Linked DNA regions of Homo sapiens: region 2 is linked to region 1. Evidence: read pairs that join two places in POLR2A ChIA-PET (ENCODE). Cell type or tissue: CD4-positive, alpha-beta T cell. All regions are shown on one strand. Each heading gives the region's core, and the rest is flanking DNA. Links, peaks and the distances in the headings are about the cores only. Region 1 has its middle 170 kb from the start of CCNG2. Region 2 holds the start of LOC105377295 (a long non-coding RNA gene).

Evidence for each region. Peaks named below come from ENCODE experiments on the same cell type or tissue, not always from the same donor. Only the 100,000 strongest peaks of a DNase experiment are listed, where the experiment ranks them.
Region 2: POLR2A ChIA-PET joins it to region 1 with 11 read pairs; 2 of 35 experiments call an interaction of 5 or more read pairs at or near these places.

What each region holds. Positions count from the first base shown.
Region 1 is chr4:77,327,675-77,334,656 of GRCh38, forward strand. No RefSeq gene overlaps it. Among named protein-coding and RNA genes, the nearest start is that of CCNG2, 170 kb to the left of the region's middle. RefSeq lists an enhancer at 5,125-6,324. In CD4-positive, alpha-beta T cell, for the core only: no CTCF peak of the experiment used is centred there; no DNase peak of the experiment used is centred there.
Region 2 is chr4:77,406,943-77,413,924 of GRCh38, forward strand. It overlaps LOC105377295 (a long non-coding RNA gene), which reads right to left and starts at 2,495. Exons shown (of 3, transcript XR_938911.3): 1 at 2,159-2,495. In CD4-positive, alpha-beta T cell, for the core only: no CTCF peak of the experiment used is centred there; no DNase peak of the experiment used is centred there.

The sequences.
Region 1 (6,982 bases), core at 908-5,907:
TCACCAGTCTTCTGTGTTCACGCTGGGAGCTATAGACTGGAGCTGTTCCTATTCGGCCATCTTAGAACCAGACCAAATGGGACTTTCTCTTCTTTCATATTGCCTGACTGCAAATTTTCTGAACTTTCATGCTCTCCTTCCCTTGTAAAACTGAATTCCTTTAACAGCACCCAAGTCACCTCTTGAATGCTTTGCTGCTTAGAAACTTCTGCCAGATACCCTAAATCATCTCTCAAGTTCAAAGTTCCACAAATCTCTAGGGCAGGGACAAAATGCCACCAGTCTCTTTGCTGAAACATAACAAGAGTCACTTTTGCTCCAGCTCCCAACAAGTTCCTCATCTCCATCTGAGACCACCTCAGCCTGGACCTTATTGTTTATATAACTGTCAGCTTTTTTGTCAATGCCATTCAATAGGTCTCCAGGAAGTTCCAAACTTTCCCATTTTCTTGTCTTCTGAGCCCCCCAGACTGTACCAACGTCTGTCTGTTCTCAGGTCCAAAATTGCTTCCATATTTTCAGGTATGTTTTCAGCAACACCCCACTCTACTGGTACCAATTTAGTGTATTGGTCCGTTTTCATGCTGTTGATAGAGATATACCTGAGACTGAGCAATTTACAAGAGAAAGAGGTATATTTGACTCACTGTCCCACGTGGCTGGGGAGGTTTCACAATCATGGCAGAAGGTAAAAGGCACATCTCACATGGCAACAGACAAGAGAAGAGAGGCTGTGCAGATAAACTCCCCTTCTTGAAACCAAGTCTCATGAGATTCATTCACTATCACAAGAACAGTGCAGGAAAGACCTGCCTCCATAATTCAATCACCTCCTGCTGGGTTCCTCCCATGATGCATGGGAGTTGTGGGAGTTACAATTCAGGATGAGATATATGTGAGAACACAGCCAAACCATATCAATACACATGCCTGCATTTTACTCCTTATATTCTGTGAACATAAGAACTCCAGTCGGCAACAAAATTTTGTTCACCAGCTTGCCTGGAACTGCTAACTTTTATTGCATTCCTTTTAGTAACTTCCCTACACTTCCTGCTAGCACTCCAATCTTCCTTTCTAAAGAAAATCCTTGCTCTTGATTCTTTCCGGAGACTATGCTTATACTTAATTTCCCTCAAAGTGTAATCAGTATGAACCCTACTATGTACCTTACCACTTCAAAAACAAAAATCTTTTCAGTGTATCTTAGATACTTCTATTCAGTACATACGGAGCTACCTAAATTGGAGTTCTCCCAAGGCAGAATCTGAGCACAGGTGTTGACCTCCTTTCCCAAGGTAGAATCTTTCTAGTTGATGTGTGATAGAGAACGGTAAGGTCCTCTGTTTGCCTTATTTGCCAAAACAAATATCTAGTCTATTGGCAGTAGCCCACATGTCAGTACAAAAATATTTGGTATAATTGGAGGTTTCCCTGTCTGAGCACTGTCACAACATGAGGAATACAGCACACTGGCCCAGCAACTTCTACAGTAGTCAATCTTGCTTGCACCTGCCCAGATTGAACCCTTCAGTTAATCAGCTGCTTTGTTTAACCAAGCTCAGTCACAGTTCCTTGAAGTTAGACTTTTTAGGCATCTGCCTCAAGTCCAAAAGACTTAGACGGCCAGCTTTTGTAATTCTATAGTATATGCAAGTTAAGCCTTGGGTAAGCAATTATCCAAATAAGGTAATGTAGCTGGGCATGGTGGCTCATGCCTGTAATCCCAGCACTTTGGGAGGCAGAGATGAGCAGATCACTTGAAGTCAGGAGTTTGAGATCACCTTAGCCAACATAGTGAAATCCCGTCTCTACTAAAAATCAACCAGACATGGTGGTGCATGCCTGTAATCCCAGCTACACAGGACGCTGAGGCAAGAGTCACCTGAACCCGGGAGACGGAGGTTGGAGTGAGCTGAGATCATGTTACTGTGCTCCAGCTTGGGCGACAAAGCAAGACTCCATCTAAAAGTAGCATAACACAAATGACTGGTTTGGGAGTTTATAGAAGTCTTAGAATTCTATTACTGTATGTAAGACATACATTGCTATTGTAGATAAAGCTAGCAAAAGTAAGAAGTCTTTTTGTTTTGTTTTAAGGAGCAGGGAGTTTAATAGGCAAGAAAGAAGGGGGAAGAAAGACACTCCCCTGTACAGAGACAGGGAGGGGGGCTCCAAAGCCAAGAGATGAAACCCCAAGTGCAGTGGACACCAGCCAGGTGTATATGCAGAGGCTGGAGAAGGTGGCATCTGATTTGCATAGGGCTCAGGGCCCTCCTACCCTAACTTTTTAATACGCAAATCCAGGGTGCCATGATGTTCTACATACATAGGGATATGTGGGGGCAGCCAGGTTGCCAGGAACATATGGGGAAAGGTCAAGAAGGCCACGGGAATTGCCATGTTTGGGTGGACCCAGTTTTTAACAGCTGACATTTGCATATCAAAGGTTGCCTGCCTGGCTGTACGAGCTGGGGCTTTAAAAGAAACTTTAGCGGAGATGCTTTAAAAATTGAAAACTTCTCAAGGACCCCTTTCCTTTCTACCTGCCTAAAATAATTTCTTAACTCCTACCACATTCCTCCCTGTGGCAATATCACACTAACTGCTGTTAGGGGGTTTTGGGCGATGACTCTTTCTGGCTACTTCCTGTTAAAAAGGGGCATCAAATGGGGAACAGCAGCTACGGCTCAACCTGGGGTTGACCTAAGGGTCCTCAGAAGAATGATGTGTCAATGTGTGGTTCACACATTGTTTGCAGCACCATTTGGAGTTTGATTGCTTTTAGGCAAGAAGAAACAATTCAAGTTATAGTATTGAGTACACAGGGTCCAAATGTCAACATAAGCCATATAAGCAAGAGAGGGCTTAATAAGGGGGTTAACCAATTCCATAAAGAAGACTTTAATTTATTAAAGAGGGATTGTAGCTACTCAGGGCTGAAGCTGGCATTTTCCCTGAGCCTGTTAATTCTGATTTGATTTTTAAGTACTTGCAGGTTTTCCTCTATTTAAGTAGAGGTGTTAATCCAGAAGGGGTATGTTTCATTTAAAAGTGCATTACTGAACTCAATAAAAAGTCTTAGCATACTCAGCGACAGTAAAACTCTTATGCTTTTTTTGTTAGTAACCATTATTCCTGCTAATAAGGATAATTAAGCAAAATATGACAGCAATGGAAACTGTCCAATATTTCAATTAGAAGCTGCTACTCTGTATAACCCTATTGCAAATAGTAGAGTGAGCATAGCAATTTCTACAAATGTGGTGTAGTAATTTCCATCTAAAATTTTATTTGCCAAGATATACAATTTCCCTTTGGGGGTTTATGAAGTTCCTTAGTTTTATTTTCCCAAACAAAGGAACTTCAATTTATGGGCATCCTACTCACTTTTATTACCTGCAGAATTTGCAGGATAATTGCCCAGAACCAGTATATTGATTCAGATTTTTACATTACCCATCCCTTTTTCTTTTTTCCAAGCTGCAGAAGATCAACACTTGATTTACAGGAATAAGCAGAGTTAGTCTAAAATTTTGGCAAAAAGCTTAAAAACAGACTAGGATTTAATGACAAATGTATGATAAGCTTTGCAGCACAGTTTCTGTCCAGTCCTCATTTTTGGGAAAAACAAAGTATAGGGCTGTGTGTGTTGTTTATAGAATAAACTTTAGTCTTATACTTGGCCTGATTGTTTGCATAAAGTACAGCAAGAATGGTTATTTCTAATTTCAGATAAGACTTTAAGGCTGAGCCCAGCCATGGGTTTGTATCCTCCAATACCTGTGAGTTGGGTGAGTCTCTCATCTTGAGGTCCTAAGATAAACTCAGAGTTTCCAGACCTGTTAGAAAGTGACATTCTTTACTGACCACAGGTTACGAATCCTGTGCGGGGACTGCGTAGTACATAAGATATTAAGTCAGTTCTCCCCCAAGGGGCTTTTATTGGTTTTGCGTGTCAAGCTTGATTCCTTAAAGGAAACACACCCTTTCAGTCAAAGCCTTGGTAAAATAACCAGTTTTTCCAATTGTGTCCTGTTGACACAATTGCTTTTAATTCTTGGGGTTTCATGAATAAAATAGTTTTTTTTTTTTTTTTTCAAAATGTGGTATGTGGCACCTCCTGTTTTCCCAAGGAGCTCTATGCTACCAGAAGTTATTTTAGGACCTCTCATGCATGATTAAGAGTGGTGTAAGACAAAAAATGGAGAAAAATAATTCCGTTGACTGAGAAGAAAAGAGCCTTTCTCCAGAAAAACAAGATCCAAGAAGAGAAAAACATAAAAGCCTTTTAAATATACCTATAACTTGAATATACACCCTTAATTAAGCTGAACACTCTTTAAGAAAATCCTTTTAAATCCCTTGTTACTTGACTTTAGCCATACCAAGCAGTTAAGATTTTTGGCTTTTGAACTTTACAAAAAGTAATCTTACAGGTGAAACCGATGAGATTTAATTAGATTATTACTTAATGGCAAGTGTACAAGGTATTTTTAAAGGGGTGATAGGCAGCTTTTGAAACTATTATTTCAAAATTGTGACTGAGACAGTGAAAGAGACCTGACCCAAACAACTTCATTTTGTTTCCAGCCCCCAAGCTGTCCTTGCCCATCCCTGGGAGTAGGCTGAACCAACTTTGGGAGGAGCCTGGTTTACAGTCTATAGTTTAAAACAAAGATAACAACTGCTTCCCAAGATATACTTCCTCTTGCCTGGGGACCAGACCCAGTAAATAGCCACAAGATTAGAAACTATGGCCCAGGAGCCATGCAGCTGGAGGCTACAAGACTTTGGCCCTTGCTAAATAGCTCTTAAGATCAGTGCTTAAGATTTTGTAAACTCTGCCTTTGATGGACCAGCTGGCACCACCCAGATTGACAAACTGGCTTATATGATTTAGCACAAGAAGATAGCCACCATTGTAAAATGGCAGAGACTAAAAGTATTGCCACACAGTTACAGGTCATGTTCCCAAGGCCATGAAACAAGATGGAGGCCTTAGCCAAGTTTATTACTGATAATTTTGTTGGGCTGGCTTCAACAGCAGGCTTTATGGGATTCTGGATGTCAGAAACCCTTTCCCTTGAGGAGAATAGGAATCTGACAAGCCCCCAGATTTTTTAGAAACAAATGCTCGGGGTTGCAAAGTGAAACCAGCACTCAGGCAAAAAGTTTTCTCAGCAAGGCAATTTACTTCTGCAGAAGGGTGCTGCCTGCATCAGCCAGATCACAAGAGCACACTGAACAAAGAAGAGTTTTTATCCCTAACACAGTCTCTATCCCTGTGTCCTTCCCCTATTGGCTAGGGTTGGACTGCACAATGTAACCTGATGCTGATTGGCTAAGACTTAAACTTGTCCAAATAGGGTAAATGCATGATTTGTAAGGGAGGGAAGGTGTGGGAGTCGTCCCTTTGCTGCAGTGCAAGGCATGTTCAGACATGTCTAGGCAAGTCAGGACACAAGAGTGGGAGGGCTGCTCACAGGCTAGAAACAAAGTACAAGGAGGTAGGGCCTCTGAGTCAAGGACAAGGACATTACACAATTAAACCCTTAGAAGAGGAATTCACCATCTCTGGCAATTTCCCCCTTTGTCTTTTGATACTTTTTCCTCTGCAAATTTTTCTAACATAATTCAGCTCTGTTGTTCAACTTGTTCACCTAGGAACAAAATCCTATCTGAGTATGGAGGAGGAGAGGTAGGGGTGGTTTTTGTGAGAACTGTTTCTATAATAAGTCTTTGCATTAACCCATGGATACGGGGTATGATGCAGCATCATACAATGAGTGCACCTGTAACAGTTGCAAGAGAGGTTAATATTGAAGTCAAAAGCCCTTTCCATTTACCAAACCACTTTTCCATGAGACTTGTGAAGGGGTTATTCCGGAATTTTTGGCTAACTAGGGATGAAAGTACAGAATTGGACTCCAATAATAACACAGACTCTGCCATTTTCTGCTAACATGTCAAGGGCTATCATATTCTCCCAGGCCATCCAGCTGGTGGGGCCTAATTGTTCAGTGACCCCTTTAATGGCATCTCTTGTGTAATTGACAAGCTGCTGTTGATTATAGTAAATGTAATTTATCCAATCTACATTTTTGTTTATAGTTGACCACCAGGACAGTGCTGATTTGAATCCTGTAGCTATTTGGTTTCAGGCTTTAAATTAATCTGGTACCCCTCGTGGGATTCCAATAGCATCTATATAAATGTGAGGGTCAAAAGACCTGTGAGGAGCAACCCTTTTTTCCCCAACATCCTTTCCTGTTACGTTGATGGAATGCCAGAGTGAAAGGGATGGCCAATCAGACTAGAGTGCAAGTGCCACTCCAGTTACTAGGCAGAGTACCCAATTGTAGTCCACCACAGTACCACCATACATCTGCTTGAGAATAGACAAAGGCAGCTTGACTGGTAAGCTCTTGGAAAGGCTTGATTTCACTACACCCTTTTAGGTTTCTGAGGGACATTAATCCTTCCCTTTGCCATGAGAGACATGAGGTAAAATCAACATTAGGAGCTGGAGGCTGGATGGCCCATGGGGGCTGAGCTGTGGGGCCTTTAACTTCAGAGAACAGCAGTGAGAGAGTCTTCCATGCCTCATTGTCCCAGGCTGTGGGGTTTTGAAAGAGACTCACCATGCAGCTTATACCTGATTGGTCAGAAGACCCTCCAAGTGGGAAGGGTACTATTTGGGCCTCTGGCCTACCTGCTGCACAAGTGTAACAGTTGCTTTTGTTTAGTGTGCGAACAGAATATTTAATCCATTCCCAGCAGATATTTGCATCTCGGTATCCTGTTTCAATTGCAGGGTTTGTCTTAGATCTTTTACTTCTACAATGTCTACTATGGTTTCATCATGGGGTATGGGAAGAACAGCCATTTGATTAGGATTTAGAAGGAGAGAGAGGTGAAGGAGTAATGAAGCACATCTCAAAGGATCCTGTAGGGTCTATTCCAGGAGCATCAGCTCCTA
Region 2 (6,982 bases), core at 1,391-6,390, 80 kb after region 1:
AAATAAGTTCTGCTTTCTGGTATATTTGTGGGCCCACTTATGTGGATATTACTGTTTGTGAGCCGATTACTTATTTTTACTTAAGCTAGTGTAGTTAGGTGTTTGTCACTTGCAGACCAAAGAATCCTAAAAGTTATAGCCCAATGCATCACTAATGTATGTATTAGAGTAAATGGGTTTCCTCTATTTGCAAGGTTAATGAAGTTGGAGTGAACTGAATAATTCAGGTTTCTCAGACTACACACTTTAGGAAACTACCTTCTCCCATTTTAAAGGGAGCCAGAAAGCTTATGCCAAGGCAAATATAATGAAATTATTCCATACCCATGTGGCCATCTTGTTTATAATAAATCTAGTATATATGCCACTTTACAAAGGCAAGATAGTGCTCTTAAAGTCATGACTAATGCAAGTTTTAAAAAGTTAAGTATCCCCTGCCATATGTGGGACTACTGTCCAGAACTAATGCTGGTTAAAACAAAGAAGAAGCTTTAAATGAAATAAAATACAAACTGAAGGACTAGCTCGGTGGTGTCATGGTTAATAACAAACCCTTGTGCAAGCGAGTTGCCTGGATCCTAGTGAGTCAGTAAATCCAGTGAGCCTCCAATCAAAATAAATGAATTCTGGCCTCACTGGTCAGCCTGGGTTCCTTGGGCCACTTAATTTTGGATTCTCCTTGATGAGCTGCTTTGTGAGACATCAATGGGAGCCATAAGAGAGCTTTGCCCAGGAAAGTCACGAGTTTACTTGGGTCAAGAGTAGAAAGATACCGCTTGTAGTGGAACATAAAACCATAACTAGGAATCCAAAATTGGCCCAGAGCAAATGGGAGGTGACAACTTGACATACTTTGAAATACTGGTAGTAGTAGGGAGTTTTAGAAGGGAAGATCCATATACCTCAGACATCACATCGATATGGAATAAAGTTAATAACCATAGTTAGGGTAATGCAGGAATGGGCCCAGTCACCTCTTCTGACTTAGATGGTATTTTTTGCTACTCCATTTCCTCTGAATGGAGTAGTCTGTGTCTACAGGGATATGCAAGATTGCTTCCACATCTGAATTATAGGATGAAGTTTCATTTGAAACTACTCTATGCTGGCTTTTGTCCTCTTACATGTAGATGTCAGGGTAGGATTAGATGTTCAAGAGATTCAGAGGTAGGAAGAAAGTGCTGTGAGGGAAATTAAGGAAGGAGCCAAAAGAGTCTGGGAGAAGATCAGATCACAGTGTAGGTCTGGCCTTGTTAGGGAAAGAGAAGAAAGATGTTTGTTAGGAAGTACCTTAGACCGAGGTGCAATACTAAGTGTTCTGGGAAGGCTGGCGACAAATACCAGAGCCCAAATTGCCCATCAGAGGAGTCATAAATGTCTTAAATGGGGCTGCCTTAGCACCCTGGTTGCGTTCAGGCAGAATGAGGCAGTGGAAGTATAGCATTCTAATAGCCCCTACAGTTAGCCCTTGTTGTGCAGACTTACTACTTTGCAGAGTTCAGAACAGTGACTCCTTGTCCTATAGGATACCCTTCCTGAGAAGAATTTCAAGAGGATACTACTGAGATGAAATAAAGCTCCTGCCACTGAAGCTGATCTGGGGTCACAACAGATACTCATCTTCTGCCTCCTTTACCATCAACCCTGCATTCTTTGCCTTTAGCTGAGGTTTAGTGCTTACCTGGTGATGTGACCCAAACCTTCATCTTAAAGTGTCTGAACCCTAGTGATCATGTGCTTCTCAAGACAGGGCTGCTGAATGTTGGGGTTACAGTAGGGCGAGAAAAGTATGAGGAGATACTGGAGTGCATCACCTGGGTTTCATCCATATTCTTACTGCTCTCAGAGTGTAAGATAGCACAATCTCTTACTAATCGGTCACTTACCCCTGCCATGAGGAAGACTGTAAGTGACCAGTGGCTCATTCAGAGCTATGGAAAATGGGGTCATTCTTCTAAATGTTGGGCCCTGCATCAGAACAACTTATTAAATGTTCTTGCTTTTAGTGAATGGAAGAGTTTAACAGGATTCAGGTGCCTGTAGGGGAACACACTGCACCTGTGCTGTCTTCCCACTGGGAATACAGGGCTCTATAGGTGCTTCTGTAATATACTGCTGCATCATGAACTAGGGCACTCCACACATTTAGCACATTTACCTGGATTTAATGCTTCTGCTGTGCTTTCTGAAGCCTCTTCCAACATTGAGGCTACATGCTTCTGAATGGTGGTAATATGACCAGTTGACCTCAAGAACAGGGGCCCACTCTGTAACTTCTATGACCTCAGTCCATTCATAAGATCCTTTGCTGGGTATAATTCCACATCTGTGAATGATGTAGTGCAAATATCTCCAGACAGTGGTTGTGGTTAAGAATCTGCAAGCAGGAAAGACAAACCTATACCAAAACATATTCCTGTGAATGGAAGCAGCTCAATGTAGTCAATTTGCCAAGTGGCAAGTCTTCTTAAATAGTGCTATATTGGGATTCAACACTTGTCTCACTACAGGCTGGGCATTCAGCTGTAGCAGTAGCTAAGTTGTCTCTAGGAAATACGGTCCAATGTTGAGTACCTATGTAGCCTCAATCTCAGCCACCATGGTCATTGTCATTTTCCCATTGTCTGACAAACATTGGCTGACAACTGGAAAGGCTATTTTGTCTGGTTGTTCGTTGAGTCTTCTGTGACTGGTGCTCTGTAGTGGGTGTTAATTAACATCTGACATGAAATCTACATGTCTTTCACATGCATGTCCTATAGACTTTCTTGTCTCTTTCTAGTCCTTTCCATCCAGGCTACTGACCAGATGACTAGGCCATCGGTCCCTGCTGAGAGATCAGTATACATTCTCTTCTTGGGCCATGTGTCGCTCCACTTAAGGTAGATTCATAGTGAACTGGCTCGAGTTGTTAATTATTTTTCCCAAAGTTGGGGGCCTGAGAGGCATTTTTATGGCTGCTGAAACCAGAGTCTAGGTAAGATGCTTTCGAATTGGAAATAGTCCTCAGCATTTGGAATACAAGTTTGTCTCTCTCCTAATCCCAAAATATTTTTTTCTCACAAAAGCTTATAAATTCCTGAACAACCTAAACTTGGATTCACTGACATATGTGTACCCTTTTGATAAGAGGTCCTTTTGATTAAGGGGTTGAGGAAAATTTTTGATTACTTGATAATGAAATTCTTGAAGCATAGTTTCTCACTTAATAGAAGTTGAAAGCAGGCTGACCCTAGGATACTCCAGGTTCTCGTCAGCAATGCCCATGAACGCTCAAATTCCATGTTCCAAAAGTTCAGGCAAGGAGGCAGGATTGATGCCTGTCAGGTTTGGGCTGAGGAGTGATGGCACAAACCAATGTCTTGCCCAGGTGGTATAACTTGATTTCAAGCCTTAGTCCTTGTGGATTAGGTGTGATGAAATACACAGCTACTTACCTTTGCATCTGTAATGAGTAGAATCTATAACCTAGGGGTTTAAGTACCTTTTCCTTGGTGGAGTCTTTCCAGTTGGTGTGAGTATGTGACATAAAATGGTATGTTTCTCAATAGTTCATTTGTCGAAACAAATACTTAGCCTATTGGCTGTTGCCTGCATTTCTGCATGAAAATACTATAATTGGAAGTTTTTCCTCTTCTTGTATTTCTTAAAAATTTTTTATTTCCATAGGTTTTTGGGGAACGGGTGGTATTTGGTTACAAGTAAGTTCTTTAGTGGTGACTTGTGAGATTTTGGTGCATCCATCAGCTGAGCAATACACACTGAACCTGATTAGTAATCTTTTATCCCTCACCCCTTTGCATCCTTTCCCCCTGAGTCCCTAAAGTCCATTGTGTCATTGTTATGCTTATAGCTTAGCTCCCACTTATGAGAACATATGATGTTTGCTTTCCATTCCTGAATTCGCTTAGAATAGTTTCCAATACCATCCAGGTTGCTGTGTATGCCATTAATTCATTCCTTTTTATGGCTGAGTAGTATTCCATGGTGTGTATATATATGTATATACACATGGTGTGTATATACACATATATATGTGTATACCTGTTACAGTTTCTTTATCCACTCATTGATTGATGGGCATTTTGGTTGGTTCCACATTTTTTGCAATTGCAAATTATGCTGCTATAAACATGCGTGTGCAAGTATCTTTTTCTTCCTTGTGTAAGCAATGTCCCTATAAGAAGAGTCTGCCTACTAGCTTGAGAGGGAGTCTGTTTCTTTCTCTAAACCTGTTTCCTGATCTTTGTCAGACATCATATCTCATCTACAAAAGTTGAGCAACAGAATGTGTGGGAAATCACTTCAAATGGAATAAACTATATTTTTTTCCAGAAGGGATATGTGCTTAAGGAAGAATGGCAGAAAAACTATTTCTGTGGGCCAAAACTTGCAAGCTTGCCCTAATTGGGCATTCTCTTGATCCTGTGGCTGAACAAAATATCTCAATGTGAGACTGGACCCTATTACATGCTGGAAGGAAACTACTAAGATAGCCAAAGGACCTGAGCTTTTGTTTAGGGATCTGTCAGAATTTATTTTGTGACTGGATAGTGAATGACTCTAATGAGTAATTCATATATATTAGTCTCAACCCACATTCTAATACAACTGTATGTGTGTTCTATACCATGGACATTTTACACTGAAAAGTGGTGGCAAAAGCTGCTTACTTGTTCTTGTGGTCTAAATCTTAACCTGCATGTGTAGACTCTACACATACCACCTGTGTGCACAAAAGCTGAGTGCCCCAAGTAAAATAAGGATAAAGGAAAGTCAGTGTTGCAAAATGTGGTCTTGCTACCGTTGCTGAATGCCAGGGGTTCCGCCTAGGTCTGGTGGCTTGCCACAGAGAAAGCCAATTACTGAGACAATGAGTATTGCCAGGGAAGACAGACTTTACCCCAGGTGATGTCAGTGGGGAGACTTCCTTTCTTAGGAACTCACTTTTCTTGTCTGACAGTTGGTTTCCTAAGGAGGGAACTCAGACAAGACAAAGGTAAGTTTCTCAAGCTTTAACACTGAAGGGTCAATTTTTATTTCTATACAAAAAAAACATGTAGATATCAGTTCTCTGGGAAAATTGGGCCAGTTTCACAACAATCTCAGTTAATGGCAGATTAGAGCAAATCAAAGATGTGCTGTATGCACTGGCAACCTTAATGAAAACAGGACTGCTTCTTTCCCTATCACAAACCCACTCCACATCCTACTTTGTTTCCTTCATAGTACTTACACCTGTTTGTCTCCACATTTGAGTTCAAACTGCAGGCAGGGATTTATAGTTCACTGTACCTTGGTGCCTGGGCTCATGCTGGCCTGACTCTGTCAATGTTCGATATGTTGCTTATTGGGTATAGCAGTCACATAGTAGTGCATGGAATATTATCGCTAAGAGTGCAACCTCGTTATTGCTTAGAAACAGGACTTGAGTGTTTAAGATTACTTACCTGGGATCTCTGGAAGATCTTGAGAAAGCTTACATGCATTTGTATAATCTTTTGAGGAAGGCAGTATACAGGACAGCCAGAGTAAGAGAATGAAGTGAGACAGGAAAACTGCAGTGACTTCACCTGCGTACCACTTTCCTGGAAAACACACAGCTGCTTGCTTCCTCTGTAGGCCAAGTAAAAATAATGTAACAACATCTGCTGGAGAACACTGCAGTGTAGTAGACTGCTGAAATTCTTGTAGTTGTGAACGTCCATGTACTTCTTAAGGTTCCTATTAGGTTGCAAAAGTAACTGTGGTTTTGGCCAATATGCAGGAGGTGGAGGCTGTGGTGAACCAAGATCGGGCCACTCCACTCCAGCCTGGGTGACAGAGCGAGACCCTGTCTTCAAAAGATTAGAAATCACAAGTGTCAATCCACTGTTTTGTGACTTCTGTTCTATTTTTGTGCTTCAACTGTATTCCTCAAGTTATGGAAAGAGGGAAAGCAGTAAGGGCCTGCTACCAAAAGGACCATGTTTTCCTTGATCATGTGGGAGCTCTCTCACAGCTTGGGCTCTCAGTCATCGCTTCCACAGAGTTTGGGGTACAAGGTATCCTTTTGCGTATCTACTCCAGTGGCTGTAAAGTATTATGGCTCTCATGGCCGGTCTGAGGGGATGGAGGGCACAGAATCTAACTGCCAGCATCCTTGTCCTCCTTCCTCTGTGCATGAAATCCCCTGCACTTCCAGAAAGTTGTCACTTGTGCCTTCCAAGCAGCTGTTGAAAAAGTCAGCTCTCACACCCGACGGTGTATGGTCTGCAAGAGTCCCAGTGGTAAGGGAGGCACATGACCTTAGTGAGATGACGGTTGAGGCCAGGGCTCTCCACTGAGCAAGCAGCTGAGAGGCAGGGAGGGCTAAACTGACTTTAGAGATGCATAAAAATTGACATGCTTCTGAAAGCATAACTTTTACAAAGCTCACAGGCATCATATATATATATATACCTATGATAATGGCTATAACTATGAATATTCTACACTAATTGTCTCTTGATAGTCATATCAAGCCTTAACATTAGCACATTCTAACAAAGCATACTCACACTTTCACTGATGAGTTAGAATAAACAGAAGACTAAAGCAGTATCAGAACAAGGATCTCTGAGGACCAGTGTAAGCTCTTTAAGGTCACAAATGATAGAAAAGTGGTTATTTGGAAAATCACTTTATTTCCAAGGAATTACTTTCCTACACTACGACACTCAAAATTAGCTATAAGAATTGATCTACATCTTCAGTTGGGTCACATTTCAGTGAATGCTATGTGACTGGTAGTGACTGTTTACTGCCGAACAAAAATCTCAGGACAGAAAACATGAAGAAAGTTTTGCCTCTTTTCAAAGGGACCTTATAACATAGTACATGTGCCTGCTGTGATTGTGTACTTGGGATTCCTAGAAGACAGATCCTGAAACAAAATATAGAAGCATTTGTGTACTGGGGAAAGGAGGCTGCAAACCCAGGGCTGCAAGAGTGAGGGAATTAA